Regions from separate parts of the Mus musculus genome. Here region 1 is linked to region 2. The links are chromatin loops, found by intact Hi-C in ENCODE. Cell type or tissue: left cerebral cortex. All regions are shown on one strand. Each heading gives the region's core, and the rest is flanking DNA. Links, peaks and the distances in the headings are about the cores only.

What was found. Peaks named below come from ENCODE experiments on the same cell type or tissue, not always from the same donor. Only the 100,000 strongest peaks of a DNase experiment are listed, where the experiment ranks them.
Region 1: a loop joins it to region 2, with 4 times the contacts of the local background. A loop is called at or near these places in 4 of 42 quality-filtered maps.

Annotation. Positions count from the first base shown.
Region 1 is chr15:88,137,990-88,146,578 of GRCm38, forward strand. No RefSeq gene overlaps it. Among named protein-coding and RNA genes, the nearest start is that of Gm35772, 71 kb to the left of the region's middle. In left cerebral cortex, for the core only: a CTCF peak has its summit at 8,333 (motif pointing right); a DNase peak (open chromatin) is centred at 8,324.
Region 2 is chr15:88,646,144-88,654,732 of GRCm38, forward strand. No RefSeq gene overlaps it. Among named protein-coding and RNA genes, the nearest start is that of n-TMcat4, 8.9 kb to the left of the region's middle. In left cerebral cortex, for the core only: a CTCF peak has its summit at 5,093 (motif pointing left); DNase peaks (open chromatin) are centred at 1,510, 5,058 and 6,947.

The DNA of each region.
Region 1 (8,589 bases), core at 434-8,433, 510 kb before region 2:
TGGGGGTCCTGCCTGGTCCCTGAGGAAGCTCCTTAAAAGGTTTTCCATCTTTTCAGATTTCTGTCTGGATCTTGTTTGAGCACTCTGGAAGCTCAGCACGGCTTCTGGTTTGGGAGTTTATGAGTTTGTTTAATGCTCGCTGCCTGAGTACTTTAGAGCCTCAACTAGGCTGTGCTCTGCTGGCCTTATTACCTCCTCCCTCGGGCTGTCTGCAGCCAGGGTCATAGAAGGCACTGCCTCCCAACCCCACCACGAGGCTTCAGGACTGATATACATCAGCCTAGCCACCCTCCTCTGGACCTGGGAGTTTTCCCTGGGAGGCAGTGTGTGTGCAGATGTCCCTTCCAGTGTGCCTTTAATCCATGGTTCTTGTTCTTGACCCATTGACCCACTGACAATTCCCTTTATAGTCTTTTCTGTTGGCCATAAGCTCGTTGGTGGTTAACTGTGTGGCCACCTTGAATCTTGGTATCTAAGAAAGCAAGAAGCCCTGTGGCCTGTGCCAGCCTTCTGTACCGTGGTAACTGCCCAAAGCATCATGCAGAGTACAAACAGTCTGAAAGCCAAGGCAGCATGCATCCAGAGACAGCATTCACCCCATGGGCAGGGTGCACCAGACTCTGAGAGTTCTGCTTACAGGACCCTGAAGTGGCAACCCTTATTCCTAATAGGACTGACCAAAGACTGAATGAAAATATAACCTCAACCTTCCTAATGCTGTGACCCTTTAATACAGTGCCTCATGTTCTGGTGACCCCTCCCAACCATCAAACTGTTTTTGCTGCTACTTCATAACTGTAATTTTTTTACTGATATGAATCATAATGCAAATACTTCTGGAGATGGAAGTTTGCCATAGGGGTCGTGACCCACAGGTTGAGAACTGCTGAGATAGACTCTTTCTTGATCCTTAGAGATGTCTGCTTGCTCCCCAGGGTATCCCCGGTGTATGGTTCTAGTTGGCCTGCACACATTTTCTGTTTCTAAGACCCCCCCCTTTTAGAATAAACAGACTCCACAGAGTCTTACTCTGACCCCATCCTGCACACCAGGATGGTTCTACATGAGGAGCATCGCCATTTAAACTACCGGTGTGCTGAGCTTTTAGTCACGCCCTCCAAAAGCTCTGTTCTTTCTCCTCCTGAATCTGCCCTCTTCCCAAGCTGAGGATCAAATCTGCCTCCCAAGCAGGAAGCTGCCCAAGTGACTGGGAGTCAGGGCCAGGATGACTGGCCTGCCACAATAGGGCTTCTAGATCGTGGCACACTGCCCTGCACAGCTGCCCAGCTGTGGGCAGGCTTTAGAGGTAGCTGAGCCATTGAAAGGCATTCTCTCTCTGCTTTCATGAGGTCACCCATGTTCACTCTTGCTGAGGGTGACAAAAGGGGAGAGTGTAGGACATGAGCCAGATACAGTCCACTCTCTAGTCTGATGTGCAGATTCCCTGCTTAGTCTGTTTATGGGCTCCGTGGTTGGCCCCTTCCATGAGAGAATGTTGCCTATATGTTACTCACATGCATTTCACCCATCAGCTTCCCTGTCTCCCCCATATAGGGCTACAGGATCAGGTCTTCCATCATGAACACACTCCTCCTTGTCCTGTTTTCTCCTCACCCACACTGTCAGGCTTAGGCTGTCAGTGCTGCAGAAATTGGACTTGTCAAAGGCGCCCATGTTGGCAAATCCAATTATGGGTTCTCTGCCCTGCCTGATATGACCTCCTCCTGGCCCACCAGCCCTTTTTTCTGATTTATTTACTTTTGGCCAAGAACCTTGAGCATACCAGCATTCTTCAGAGAAAGTAATGTGTGTCCATTAGAACACATACCCACAGATTCACCTGTGGATATACTTGTCCAAAATACACACATTTGGCTCAGTGGTAGAGCAGTTGCTTAGCATGTGTGTGGCCCTGAGTCTGATACCCAGCATTGCTTGAAAAGAATTCACAAGTCACAGAGGTTAATTCTGACTGTCCACTTGGTAGGATTTGGAGAGTTTAGGGTACCGCCCGGACACACTTGTGTCTGTGACAGTGTTTCCAGGGAGAGTTTAACTGAGAGAAGAAGTCCTACTACTTAGAGGCAGCAGTAGCTCATGGGCTCCGGTCTTAGACTGAAATATGAAAGAGTAAATTCATCCGAGCCCTGGCATCCACCTTTCTTTGCTTCTTCTCCAGGATGTGTAGAGAGGACGAGCCCCTGCTACCTCTCCTTCCCCTTAAGGTAGTTCCTAGATGTCTGGTCAGAGCCATGAGAAAGCTAACTGGTACACCCATGTGCATATGTGTGTATATGCCTGTGGGGAACTGAAGATATTGTAAGAAATGTTAAGTGACCAGTTCATAAGACTGTTGGGGTTGGGACTCTGACAGCTCTGGGCAGATGGCAAGCTGGGGACACAGGGAAGTGTTGAACCCACCCCAGGCAGTAGGTTTCTGCTTCCTGCCCCAGTGCTTTGTGTTCTCAAATGAAAGACACACACACACACACACACACACACACACACACACACACACAGCCTTTATATTTTGATAAGCCCTAAACAGTGCAACAGCTGGCCACTTCCTAACCTCCACATGGTCAATCCACTTCCCGTCAATAATCCAGAGTTATCACTTACTAAATTCTATATTCTACCATGGCTTCCCTGGACCCAGAGGGCTGCCCAACTGGGCCACACTCTCCTGGCTCCCTCACATGCTGACTATGCCTCCCTGTCCTCGACTCTTCTCAGGCATGGTGTCTCTCTTCTCCATCTCCTCCCCACATGGCAGATCTCCTTCTCTCTGTCCCTTGCCCAGGAATCCTAAAAATCCTGCTTCTGTCTACCCTGCCCAGCCATTAGCTGCTGGAATTTTTATTTACAAACCAGAACCAACTGGGGGGCAGGGCCCCTCAGTGTCTTATGTGCAGACACTGATATAAGCATTTTGGGGGACCAAAATTAACATTATAATACAATTAGCATTTGGCCAATCCCACTACAGGGAAGAGCTTTGAGTCTGAGGCAAAATCTTAACCACATGGCCTTCCATAATGTGAGGGGATCTAGTCCAGTCATTTGAAGGCCTCAAAGAGACTGCTGAGGCCCCTGAAGATCAGGAGTGTCTGCAGCGGTATGTGCTTGGCTGCCCATGCTTCATCTCTTCCTCTCAGAAGTAAAGTGGTCCATGACCTCAATAGGCCATACCCTTCTCACCCTGATGCTGAGCCAGCTGGGTGACCACAATCCTGTCAGACACCTCTGCCTCACTGTCATCAGGACTATGACCAAAACAACTCACAGCCCGTCAAAGATGCAAAGGTGGGGAGCAGGCCACTCTCACCCTCCTTGCTAGCTGGAGGATTCCTAGGACTGTGAGCTGTGGAATGGCACGGAGACGACCTGAGAGAGCAGGGAAGAACCCACCCTCAACACAGGCAGTTTGGGTACATGGCTGTGACATTAAAAAAACAAACAAACAAACAAATAAGCAAACAAAAACAAAACAAAAAAATCCCTAAGAGCCAGGGTCGCTGGTTCCTAATGCAGGTGCCACCTGGATCAGAGGTCACAGTGTTCATGAGGAGTCTAAGGGTAGAGGGTCCTGAAATCCATGCATATCCAAATAAGGAAATCCAAGCAGACCTGGGATTTCCAAGCAGATCTGGCCAGATAACTACATGACCCAGCATTCTGGGGACTCTAGAGAACTCCATCAGCCCAGCTGACCAGCAAATGGGGCGCACACTGGCCTGGCTCTCATCTGTATCATACTGATTTAAAAGGTGGACATTAAAGGAGAATATCATGGCTTTTGCTCAGCCCATTGGTTCACCTCACAGGTAAAGCTGCAGCATGAGCTCTGGTGAGGGTCCTGCAGGAAGGATGTGAAGAGATACAGAAGAAGTAGTACCATGAGAGGTTTGAGGGACTGAGAGGAGCCCCTTGGCTACAGAGGTTACAAGCAGATTGACCAGTGGTCACTTGGCCTTAGTGAAAGTTGAGTACGTGGGGATTCTTAGCCCGAGTGGTCATTCTACACAGCAGGGTGCAGAGTCAGAAGAGCAAGGTGACCAGGTATGTGGTGGACCCCAGGGAAGCAGGACATGAGGTAGAATCTAGGGCAGTCAGGCATGTGATGAACTTTAGGGTAGCAGGACATGGGGTGGCAGCCGAGAGTGGCCAAATATGGGGAAGTCCTGGTGCTGAGCTTCTGTTTCCATGGTCAGTGCTCAGCTGGGACGAACACCTCTCTGACCCATACAGCCAGGAAGGAGACAGACATCATGCAGGAAGCTTGAAGCCAACCGGGTCTACTACCTCCTTTCACCTCTGACCCAAGCACCCCCCCCCCTTCAGCTTTACACTCTGTCATTTTTACTGCCTTGGCATGGGGGGTGTTGTTTAGCCAATGATTTGGGCAATCATTGTGTGGACAACTCAGTGTGACCCTCTGGAGCCCAGCTAAGGTCTTCTAAGGCACAAGGGATACAAGGATAGTGGACAAGAGATTGGGTGAGAGGCCTGGCTGTCCAGCTTTGGATCCCAACAGTGTAACTCCACAGAGTACCGAAGCTAAACAAGACTGAGCCCGCTGATCAACACATGCACCCATATCCCTTCTGGTCAAGGGATTCATCCAAGGTGCTCCCCTGTGCTCTCCAAGTCCAGGAAGTAAACACAGCCATCCCTTGTTCTGTCTCCTCAGCAAAGCAGCAGATCACAGAGAAAAGCTCAAGACAGGGAACAGCCTCCAGGATGCAGGCGCCCCAGGACTGCTTTGAAAAGATACTTACTGGGTTTCAGCAGGTCAGCATTTGTTCCTGGCATCAGGCAACAAAATAAGAATTTTGCTGCTGCACTCCATAAAGACACAAAACTGGACTTATAAATCCCCTTGGGGCTATACTGTGGCAATGGGGGCTGGTGTTAGGAGGAGCTGACCCTCTAGGAAGCACAGAGCCCAACCCACAACCTCTGACTTCTTTCCCCAGGACAGCATTAGCCACATCCCTGTACACAGCACGCAGCTGACTCCCTGAGCTCTTGCTGAGAACCCCAGGGGATTCCTAACTTTCTCACATGGATTTAAGCAGGACCAGGACCAGTCAACCAGAAGGGAGAAGGAGAGACGCTGCTGGGGCTGGATTGACACAGGACCAGAGCAGAGGTTAGGGAGAAATGAGACCAGGTAGAGAGGGACAGTGGTGGCCCAGTCTAGTGAGGAATTGAGCTACTGAGGGTCAGGGAGGCTGGTTGCTTCTCACCCTTAATGTATATTAACTCAAGCCAGGAGAGAATCTAGTCACGCAGATCCCATCATGAACTGATTCTTGCTTCTTGCACTCATGGCCCCAAAGCAATTCTTGCCTGTTGGTCATGTCCTCAGCATGGTAGCCTTGTTACTGAGACTTTATCATGGGGGATAGTCACTTTCTTCTTCTTCTCTCTCTCTCTCTCTCTCTCTCTCTCTCTCTCTCTCTCTCACACACACACACACACACACACACACACACACACACACACACACTAGTGACCCTGGTTAACGTAGGCCATTCTTCCACATGAAGCAAGCCAGCTTTGTCCACGGGCACAGCCAGAACTCCAGCAAACCTTCACTCGGCGGCAGTTAAAGGGCAGCCGCTGCGTCTGGATACCACGCTCTATTCTCCAGCCCAAATAGAAAATAAAGTGACAATTGACCAAAATAGTTTTGAAATAAATGATGGTCACCGTTTCCCCAGACAGTCAGAAATGGGAGAGATTACGCCCAAGCTTATTCTTTGTGTGAAAGGGTAAAATCACTGGAGTCTCACGTGTGCAATCTCAGAATAAATGGCCCATTTTACCTGTGTCCTGTTATTCCAGAAAACTTTGGGAAGATACACTTGATAGAGCATGGCCGAACTGAGTGACTCTGGTGTTTTTCTTCACTGACACCTCCGTTTGCACACTCACTGTGGAAGTTCACTCCTCTTAAGTCACTCCCTAGATCATGCATGCTCCCCTTCAGGCCCTACCTTAAACAAACAGGGCTGGCAGGGAATCTCAGGGCACAGGGAGGTGTGTTCAGGGTCACTCCCATCAGTGCCGTCTGCCCTGTGGTCCTAGCTAGGTTTATATACATTCTCTTCATTACCTTTTTGCAACCTGCTTCCAGAACCGATTCTATGCAGCATAAAGGTCATGGGTCTGTAGAACAGTGAAAGAAACCGAGACAGAGGTATTAAGCCAGGTGTGTGCTATGGGCAGCCATAGGTCCTCAAATAGCAACCACACCTGTGCAGGGCTGGTAAGTCAATGACAGCAAGATGAAACACCACCAGGTCAGCCCGGGGCCGGAACCACTCGGAAGGGCAGCACTAGAATGACATTCCAACAGAGTGTCCTGCCTGGGGATCCTCTGGTCACCCTGTAGAGCTCCCGAGGAGCCAGTGTCTAAGCTGATGCCGGGCAAAGGTGACCCAGGACAAAGGTCACCAAGACCGGGGGCTGTCATTGTGTGTTCTTTAAGGGACTTGGGATTTCTATCTAGAGGTGTAAATCAGAAGCTGCAGGCCAGGGAGCAGCTTCAGTGTTCAAGGGGTGAAGCCACAAAGATGGGCCGTGGGGTACCCTGAAGAAGAGGATTGTGAAGTATGGCAAAGAAAGGCAGGGGGCAGCAAGATTCTAAGCTGGTAAGGCCTCCTCTAAAAGGCTTCATAACCAGCCAGGCCCATGGCTTAGAGTCCTTGGCCAGCTACTCTGGTTTCTAGTCGGATCTGCATCTCCCAAACCTCTCTCCCCCACCCTCCTCCTCCAGCCCTCCTCTTTCCCTCTGTTGCTCTTGCCTCTGCCGTTACTGAGCTTCCTTTCTCTCCCTCCACTCCCTCTTCTTCTTCTCTCACTGTGAGCACAGGGCATGAACACTCTGTCTCCGAGCCACCTACACAAAACATCAAAATAAAGTCACTCCGTGTGGCACACGCTGCCATGGCCAGGACCCCATGGCAGCCTACGGAGGTGAATCCCTCCATAGACACTCACCTCTCTACCCAAAACTTGTTCAAGGGAATGTATCTATGATAAAAACACAATCATCATTACATTGCTTATACTGGCAAAATGCCTGTTACCTGATGTCCCTCTCTGAGGAGAGGTAGAACTTAGTTAAAAGGAAGGGTTTTGTGTTGATGCACACACGCATATATACACACACATATCTGTTTGAGGACACATACGTGCACATGCACACCCACCACCATCCACACCACACACATGTGCACATACATGATACCATCCACACTACATGCACACATACTATCATTCACATAGTACAGAGTTGCACACCCCACGTGCACACCTACAGTTGCAAAAAAAATGTATTACAGCCTAAATCTGAAATATATCAATATTCAATAATGAACCTGAATATAGTAAGGCAATATCTAAAGCTGAAAAAAAAGAGGGAAGGTTGAGGAAGGCAGAGGGAAAGGGAGGGAGGGAAAGAGGGGGACAGGGAGAGAGGGAGGGGGGAAAAAGGAGGAAGGAAGGGAAGGAGGGAGGGAGAAAAGGAGGAAGGAAGGGAAAGAGAGAGAGGGGGGAGGGAGGGAGAGAGGAAGTGAGGGAGGGAGGGAGAAAGAGCAAAAGTTGTGTTTGTGTATAGCAGATGACACAGAGATAAGAAAAAATAATGAATTCGCATGAATTATGAAAACTGCTTTCTAATTATGCAAAATTAGAAGGCTATCTTCTGAGGACATTAAAAACTGACAATAGATGTTGATGTTTAGATTTTTGCCTGTATATTTGTGCTGACTGCGGTGTTTGATTATAAATATGAGACAATTCTGTGTGATTGCTAAACAGGGCAAACGAGCAAACAGACGGGGCAGAGACACAGCTGGGAGGAGAATGTCCCCGGAGGAGAATGTGCTGAGGAGAACTGGGAGGTGCGGCTTTAAACTGGACCAGAGCTTCTTAAAGAGACTCTTCCTCGTATCATCCCCCGTGAGAACGTCTTGGAGAATACAGGGACAAATGGTACGGCAAGGAGTAAGAAGAAGAAGGGTTGTGGAATATGGGGAGGGGTACACAAGATACATGACATACATGCCTGAAAATGGACCTATATGTAATAAGAAGAAAGAAAACAAAAGTCAGATGTTCATTCCCACCTGACCAGAGGTCTCGATGCCGCTGCAGTTCTTATGGAGTATACTTATACAAGTTCTTAGACTGTATCAAGGACTCCTGAGAAACTGCCTGGTTCCAGGATAAGACCAGAGAGGCTCAGATAGTCCTGAGCAGAATGAGTGCTTTCCCCAGGTCTGAAGCCGGGGAACACAGGATCTGCCAGGAGGGGGCGCTCATAGGCCACATCGGGCTCAGTGGGAACCCAACAAGGGACACTAGTGATGGGTCCTAAGGTAGCAAATAAAATGTATTTGAGAACACAGCGTAAGAAAGAAATAAAAACTCTCAAGAAAAAAAAAGGTACAAAACACTAAGAAAAGAGACACAGCGGATGAAAGGCTGGGGCACATGCAGAAAGGGCTGTTTGCAGAGATGCTTCTGCTCTGGTATAAACAGATACTTCTGAAGCAAAGTCCCCTGTGAGGTCTC
Region 2 (8,589 bases), core at 398-8,397:
CTCTCTTGTTCTTGCTTTCCCTTCCCTCTCTCTTTCCAAGTGCTCACGGCTGACCTCTACTCCTCTATTTCTCTACTCTCTCTCTCTGCCTTTCTCTACCTCTACTACCCTCTTAACTCCCCTCCCCATGCCCTGGATAAACTCTATTCTATACTATATCGTCATGTGGCTGGTCCCTCGGGGGGGAGGGGGGGAGGGATGCCTCAGCATGAGCCCGCCGAGATTACCCCCTCCCCCCATACCTGACTACACATCCATAAAAGATATCCCACCTCTGTTTATCTTTTTATAAACACATCACTACTGGGTACCCAGCTTCCACTGTTCGCGTCATCCTGTAAGAACTAGCACACTAGACCACCAGCCCCTTCCCCACCCTGCTCCTGCTGTCCCAGCAACCACTGAGATACTGCTGTCCTGAGCCACAACATTGGTCATGATCACCCTCCGAGCTGAATCTGTCCCTGTTGAACCAACTCCGGATATTCTAGCCCGGGATGTTTCCATTCCACTTTCTGTCCCTAAGCTCGATGACACTGGGGGTTGACCCTCAGACTTGAAGTCATGCTGTACACCTTCCCTTCTGTCTGCCGATTTCACTCGGCACACTCGGCACATCTTCGAGGTTCATCCACGTTGCGGCGTGTGTCAGACTCCCTTCCCTCCTGAGGCTGTGTGGTGTTCTGTCAGGTGTCCCGTCCTCCACTCACTCAATGGGCTGTGGATTCTACTCAATGACCGTGAGTACATACAGACTGCTTCTATTTAAGTCTCAGCTCTCAATTCTTTTGAGCATGGTGTGAAGCCAGGAATGGGCTTCCCAGTGATGTCTGTGACCTCCACACACTATTCCCACAACTGTTGTGAACTGTGAGTTTGGCGAAGCACACGGGAGCCCCCACCATCTCCTTCCCGCCACTTCAACTGCTCTATCTTCGGTTTCCGTCTCCCTGGTGAGTCTGGCTATTGAGCATCTTCTGTGTTCTTTATTGGACATTTGTTTGTCTCCTCCAGGGAAATGTTGGCCAACTCCTTTGCCTGTGTTTTAATTGTGTGGATTTTTCTGTTGTTGAGCTGTAGATTTTTGTGTGTTCGGAACATTAATCTCCCATCAGCTATCTCCCAGCACATAGATCCCCCTTCTCACTCATTTAAAAGTGTCCCTTGACTCATAAGGGTTTTTTTTTTTTCAATGATGTCTAATTTACCTGTTCTTCCTTTTGCTGTCCTTTGCATCCCGGTTAGGAACTCGCTGTCCAGATAAACCAGGCAGCTTTTCACCTCTGTTTCCTTCCAAGAGTATTGGTTCTCCTGCTTGGTCTGCAATTCAGTTTGGTTAATGTTTACCTATGACTCTAGGTGGGGGCTGGGTTTCATGCTTTTACATGCAGATAGCTAGTGTCCCCAAAGGACTGTTGAACAAACTTCCCTTTTGATAACTCAGTGGTCTACACACCCCTGTCATGATCATGGCTGTGACGCTGTCTTCTGGGGCTCTCTGCTCTATTCCTTTAGAGCTACGCCTCTGTCTTTAGCATGTGTTAGTCATGCTAACTTTCTCTTCCAAGCTTTCTTTGACTGTCACAACAAGCCTGAGATAGGGCTTGTCTTGATGAACAGTTTAAGGGTTCCAGCCATACTTCACGGACACCACCGCTCTTGAGCCTGTGATAAAACAGCTCATCGAGACAGGAACACAGGAAGGAGGATGTGCCCTGTGGCAGCTGAGAAGCAGGTCAGGAGTCTTCAAGAGGGGACAAGGACACCTTCAAGGGGCCCCAGCGACCTGAAGTCCCCCCAACAGGTGCTACCTCCTAACAGGTTCTACCACCCCAACAGTGCCAAGCTGGGGTCCTTCCAAGACATTCCAGGTAAAGAAAAGCCTGTGTGTCTGTCAGCCACCTCTCTGCTTTATTGGATGTTTCTCATGGCTCTTCAGAGTTCCTTGAGATTCCAAAAAAAAGTTTAAAATGGATTTTCTTTTTTCTAGTTAGGTTAGGTTTCTCATTTATTTAGTTGGTTGGGTTGGGTTGGAGGTTTTGATTTTTTTAGTAAAATTAATAATAATAATAATAATCCATTGAGATTTTAAGAGGGATGCCACCAAATCTGCAGACCTTGGATCAAATGCCTTGGATAATATCGATGTCTTAACTACTGAACCTAACATAGGTAAGATGTCAAGAAACATGGGGTGTCTTCCTGGGTTGTTTGTTTGTTTGTTTGTTTGTTTTATATGAGCCCAACCTTTAGCAGCTGAGACATCCCTCTAGCCTGTATTTATTTTTTTATGTGCTTTGAGTTTCTCACAGTACAAGTCTTTCATTTTTTTTAAGATTTATTTATTTATTATATGTAAGTACACTGTAGCTATCTTCAGACACACCAGAAGAGGGAGTCAAATCTCATTACAGATGGTTGTGAGCCACCATGAGGTTGCTGGGACTTGAACTCAGGACCTTCTAAAGAGCAGTCACTTCTCTTACCCACTGATCCATCTCTCCAGCCCAAAGTCTTTCATTTCTTTGGTACAGTTTTTTAAAATCTAAGAATTTTATTTCTTATCATGTTGTTACAAAAAGAATTTTTTTCTTATTTTCTTATTGTTTACTGTCAGTATATAGAGAGTAGCTGGTTTCCTGTGTTGACTCTGTACTGTGCGATTTTGGACACCTAAATACTGTGTTCACATATTAGTTCTAACAGATTTTTGTGGCGGTTTTGGGATTTTCTACTTCATGACCTCAGGGAGAAACTTTCAACCTTTGACCTGTGAGTATGATGTGCATCATAGATGGCTTTGATCGTGCCGAGGTGGTTTTATTCTGCTCCTAGTTTGTGGGTTTGTTTGGTTTTTGAATCATATTTTCTATTTTATAAAGGGGTTCTCCTCTGTCATCTGGCTTCTTTCCTTCATTCTGTTAAAAGTGTCTATCACATTGAACAAAGTTCATAGGTCAAACCATCCTTGCATTCAGGCAAGGTCTTGATGTATAGTATTCTTTGAACACACTGCTAGATTTGCTGTGTGAGCCTCCCATTATACATACATATATATATGTATTATATATATATATTATACATACATATATATATATTCTCTATTCCATTTATGCATTTGGCTATTCATAATTATGTGTAATTGTAAGAAGATTTTCATTTTGCAGCTTATGTATATCAAAGACAGCTATCTCAGGGACCTGGGACTTAGAGGCATGTGTGGTCTAATGAAGACCTTTGGGGTGTGTTCTATGAGTGGGAAAAATGGTTCTATGAGCAGAGCCATTGTGTGCTAGTCAAGAGAACACAGTATGGCATCAACAGGCCACCAGGTCCCCAAATCCACTTCTTATCATACCTGGACACAGACACGTGGCATCTCCTAGCCTCCTATGGTATAGGGATGTCTAGGGTTCTTGTAAAGGGGCCGCACCATTTCCATACTGGTCCGTGAACTCTGTAGATAGCATCCTGGACTCCTTTCCTCTCTGTCTGGACAGAGGAGATCTCAGCCCAGCTTTAGAACCTTGTAAAAGATAGAGAAGTCACTGACAGAAGAAACTAGGCTCCCGGCTCCTCATGGACAGAACAAGCAGGCCCCATGTTGTGCTCTGACCGCTTGCACACCTGGGATTCAGGAGGCTTCGCTAGTGTGGTCACTGGAGTTACTGGGCAGTGCGTTCAGAATCATCTATCTCCAGAGCCTGGTACACACTAATCCCTCCTTCAGAAACCCTCTGTTCGGATCCCCCTAGATAGGACCAGCTTGGCTCTTATGTTTGAAGCCTCAGTTTAGGACATGTCTCTCCCAGAGCTGTCAGCTGAGTTGCTGCGCTCCTCCTGGGCCCCGTTGGACCCACTCAGCACTGTAACCGTTGTCTCGGGACCAGGACCACACATCTGCTTACCTGCTTTCCTGGCCAGCCTTTGAGCCCCATGCGAGCAGGGAGAAGCTGTCTTCTTTCCACTTGGGCCCCTGTTCTGACTAGAATTGAAATCTCATGAGTGTCTCTGCCTCGTGTGCCATCTCTTCTGTATCAAGGGTTGAAGGAACACAGGTCACAGGTCAGTAAGTACCATCTCAAAGATGGTGACACTCAGTCTCAATGTTACTTACCATCATGGCCACACCGGGGACAGTATTGCAAGGATGTCACTCTTTTTTTTTTTTCCCAAAAAAAAGTAAATGTTTTTGCACACTGCAAACATGGCTGAGTGACAGTCTCAAGGTGGAAAGAAGAGAAATATCAGCACTAAGAGTCCAGCTGAGAAATGAGAGAGCAGAAGTCAGTCCACGTGCCAGGGCAGCAGCTAAGCAAAGAAGACCTCCCTGTGCCCAGTGGTCCAGGCAGATGAAGCAGAGCCCAGGCAGCTCTAAAACTGGTAGGCTTCCTTAATGAGCCCACCACACACACTCCTTCTACCCAAAGATGGCACCGAGCTTCCCTCCAGGAACTCCCTCGCCCCTCAGCCAAGCTGCCCATCAGTCCTCTGAAACTGCTCAGTCTCAGCAAAGCTAACTGCTGACTTGGGGGGCCAGGCATGGGGGAGTTTAGCTGTTCCTGAAGCCCCCCAGACATCAAAAGAGAAATCTAACTGGAGCAGAGATAACCAGGCACGGGAAGCAGACACATTTGTCGGGTAGGAATGGACCCTGCATCCTACGCTGCAAATGACCGTGAGGGTGTACACCTGCTGTGGCCGGGACTTGCAGAGCCTCAAGAAAGTCCAGCGGCTGCTTCTCCACAGGGACAGATCTTCACCATGGGTAGCTGTACTGCAGAGGAGGGTCTGCTGTGGGAAGAGGCTTGTAAAACTGGCCGGAGAGATGCAGTGATTTCTACCTCAGAAGCCTGGGGGAAATCCCACAACCGATGTCCTTACTGTCGGGGCAACCTGAAGAGTCTGTGGGTCCCCTGCACACACCTTGCTCTGCCTTACAAACACCCACACAGCCTTCCCTGCGTGATAATTCTCAGAGTCCCAGCTGTGGACCTTCAGGTGCGCACGCACGCTCATTTGCAGTCATCAGAAGCCACGTTGGAGAAATGTAGCTCATTGCTGAGAAAAGCCTGCCCTCTGCTGGTCGGTGTGCGCATTTCAGGCAAGAGACAGCCAAGTCTCTCCCTATGGTAACCTCGGAGTGGTCCCTAAGGCCCGTAAGGTACAGCGTCTTGAAGGATGGACATCCAGACAACACTCAGGCCTAGGCAGAAAAGGGTGTCCTCCGCAGGACTCCGTCACCACCATGATTCCAGAGCCACTACTTAGAGCCGTGCTGCTGGCCCTCCTTGGAGACAATTGCCTTCCTGCCACCAGCCATGAAGACAGGACTCTTGACTCCTGGCCATCCCCCACCCACCCCATCCCTGATGATTTTGTTGCAAAATTTTTTTAAAGGGGGGGGTGGACAAACAGTGCAATACATGGAACCAGGCCCACTGCCTGTGTCAGGGCAGGCCTCCAGAGATCAGATCTAGGTGAAGAGTGCTCAGACTTGTCCTCAAAGGAGGGAGGAAGAGAAGGGGACAGCACCTGCAAGAATCAAGTGGACTCCTGTTCTTCCATAAAAGTCCCCTACAGGCCCCAAAGGGGATAGGAACTCCACAGGAAGACCAACAGAGTCAAGTAACCTGGACCCTTGGAGCTCTCAGAGTCTGAACCACCAACCAAAGAACTCACATGGGCTGGACATAGTAGCAGATGTGCAGCTTGGTCTTCGTGTGAGTCACAAACAACTGGAACGGGGCTATTCCAAAACTCTTGCCTGTCCCTGGGATATGTTCTGCTAGCTGGGCTGCATTGTGTGGACTCAGTAGGAGAGGAAGCACCTAGCCTCACAGAGACTTGAAGTGTTAGGTGGGGGGTATACCCGAGGGGGAACCCACTCCCTCAGAGAAGGGGAGGAGGGAAGGACTATGAGAGGGTGTGACTGGGAGGAGCAGTGAGCGGGAATAAATTTTAAAAATTAATTTTTTTAGAAGAATTGAGTGACTAATTCTGGAATCAGAAACTGGATCTAAAGACAGCTTTGGGAGACGCTGTCCATAGTGCTGACCGTCCCTCTTCAGGTGTGACTAGGAGACACCAACTGGCAATTTGCTCAACACTGTGGTATAATGTTGGGGCATCTCACAGTGGACTTGGATGTAGAGGCCAGGGTAGGTGGAGAGAGCTTACAGCACCATCTGTCACACAAACTTCAGGCTCCTGACCATTCTGGTGTCCAAAGGTCATAGGGTCGGCCTGGGTTCAGGGATCCTATCCTATCAAGAGTCTGATGGTCTCTAGGCTATCTCCACTAAGTGAATAGCACACTTCCTGGCTACTGGGTGCTTTCTTCCCTGGGCACAGTGCTCCAGATATTACAAACAGAAGCTGAAGAGGACCTGAACGGAGAGGCCTGCAGTTCTAAAGAATGGGATCCCAGCTCCTCATAGAAAGATCGAGGAAGGCTGTGAGGTGGGCACCTTAGAATAGTGTCAGGATAAATCCATGACAGTAGCCTCAGGTAAAGATGCTGCAGGCCTGATTCCCACAACAATAAAATTTTCTGGACCCAAGAATTGCCACAAACATCAGGCATCCCTGTGAGGCAGAGATTCAGACAGCTCCCCACCCAATCCCCTCTTCCCTAGGCTGATAGTTATACATATCAGACCATATACAAGCACGGTGGAAATGAATACCATGTCTCTGGGCCCTGCAGAGCAACCCTGGTCCCTCCTGGGCAGCCCCATGGTCACACATCCTGAAACTAGACCCGGCATCTGGGGGCTGCTACTGCTGCTGCTGCTGATTCTGCTGGGAATAGTTCACAGCTGTGTGTCTATATCAGCAAGCAGCTTCCACCAAGCCCGGTTATTCATATCCTCTTCCCAAACAGAGATATAAGGAAGTGTGTTGGCAATTTTGACTTTATTTCATAAAACACAGGATGAGGCCACATGGGGGTGGGTTTCTGAATAGACACAGATTACAGATCTGAAAAGTCGAGTTCTCTTTCAGCTGCAAATATCACTTAGAGAAAATGCCTTGTTTTGTCAAAAGACGCTGCGTGTTGATAAATCTCTTCACCTCAAACTCTTGGTGGTGGGTACCCCACCTGCAGGAAGCACTTGCCTCTTGCTGAGACATTCCATGATGCTGAGGAGTGATGCAGGTGGATCCCAAGGTCACAGTAAGTAAGCGCCAGTCACAATTCTGAGCGGCCACTGTCAGAGAGCATGAGACGGAGTTCAGGGTGAAGGGGCTTCCACGGCAAGCCTTGCCCTCTCCTTTGAGCTTCTGAAAACTCAGGAGCCAATCTCAGCCTCAAGGAAAGTGCACCCTACCATTCAGCTTAGCTGCCTCTGTTTAAGCCTCAAGCCATTCTTCAGAGGCTAGGAGAACACTTCCCCTCTGAGCAATGACCCACCTGCCTCTGCTCTCGCCAGGAGGCCTCAGCCTTCCAGACTCCTCACCGGGATCCTGGAACCCTCACATATACCACCCTCTGCCTCACAAGGTATCTGAAGAAACCAGCACCTGTCTTCCACCTGGAACACCTTCCTCTCCAACCTTGGGAGGTTGCTTTATTTTGCGTTAGTAACCTCGGTAAAGCCTCCCTTGGTCATTGTGACCACTGCGGCCACCCTATAGACCCCACCTCACCCACTTCCACCCCAGGGTCGATATCTTGCTGCCACTCTGTCCTGATCTATGAAGTCTACTGCTAGCCCTGTGCCCATCAGTGTCCAGAAAGCCCTATGGAGAGCCAGCAGGCCAAAAAAGGTCTCCCAGAGGCAAGGACCCTCAGAACAGAGCGGTTACTACACCAAATGCGAGCACAGGCGTGGCCATTCAATTGCCTTTGGATAGATAGAACCAATATCCAGAGAGAAACAAGTTGCCTACCCAGAGCCTTGGGGACATCATTGTCCAGGTCAGGGTCTGAAACTGGACCCTCTAACCAGCTCTTCTGAGAGAAGTTGATCACCCCCAGCCATCCCCAGCCCAGCTTCCATGTCGTCTCCCCTCCAGGCCCATGACTGAGATCTGCATGGTGTTCTGACTATCATTATCACACACTTTTTAGTCCAAAAACTGCAGGGGCTGAAGCATCTCTCCCTCCCCTCCCAGGTCAGAACAGAGAGCTCATACCCTCGCTTCATCCTCCTGGGCCTCCCCACCAAGAAGCACTGAGAGAGTTGGTTTGATTGTCAGTGTGACAGGATCTAGAATCGCCTGAGAGCCAAACTTCTGGGCACGTCTAAGGAAATGTCTAAACCAGATTAACTGAGGTGGGAAGACGAACCCTCAATGTGGGCAACACCATACCACTGATAAAATCCTGGGCTGGATAAAAAGAATGGGAAAGAAATGGAGAGAGAATGAAATTCAGTACTTATGTATGAAAGTCTCAAAAATAATGATTGTTTTTTAAAAAAATAATTGTATGCATGTATGAAATTCTCATAGGAAAAAAAAAGCCAGAACTAAGGCTTTGCATAGGTGTAACCCCAGAATGGGGATGAAGAGCTAACTAGCCTGCCAGTCTAGTTGAAACAGGCTACTCCTCCAGAGGACCTGGGTTCAGTTCCCAGGATC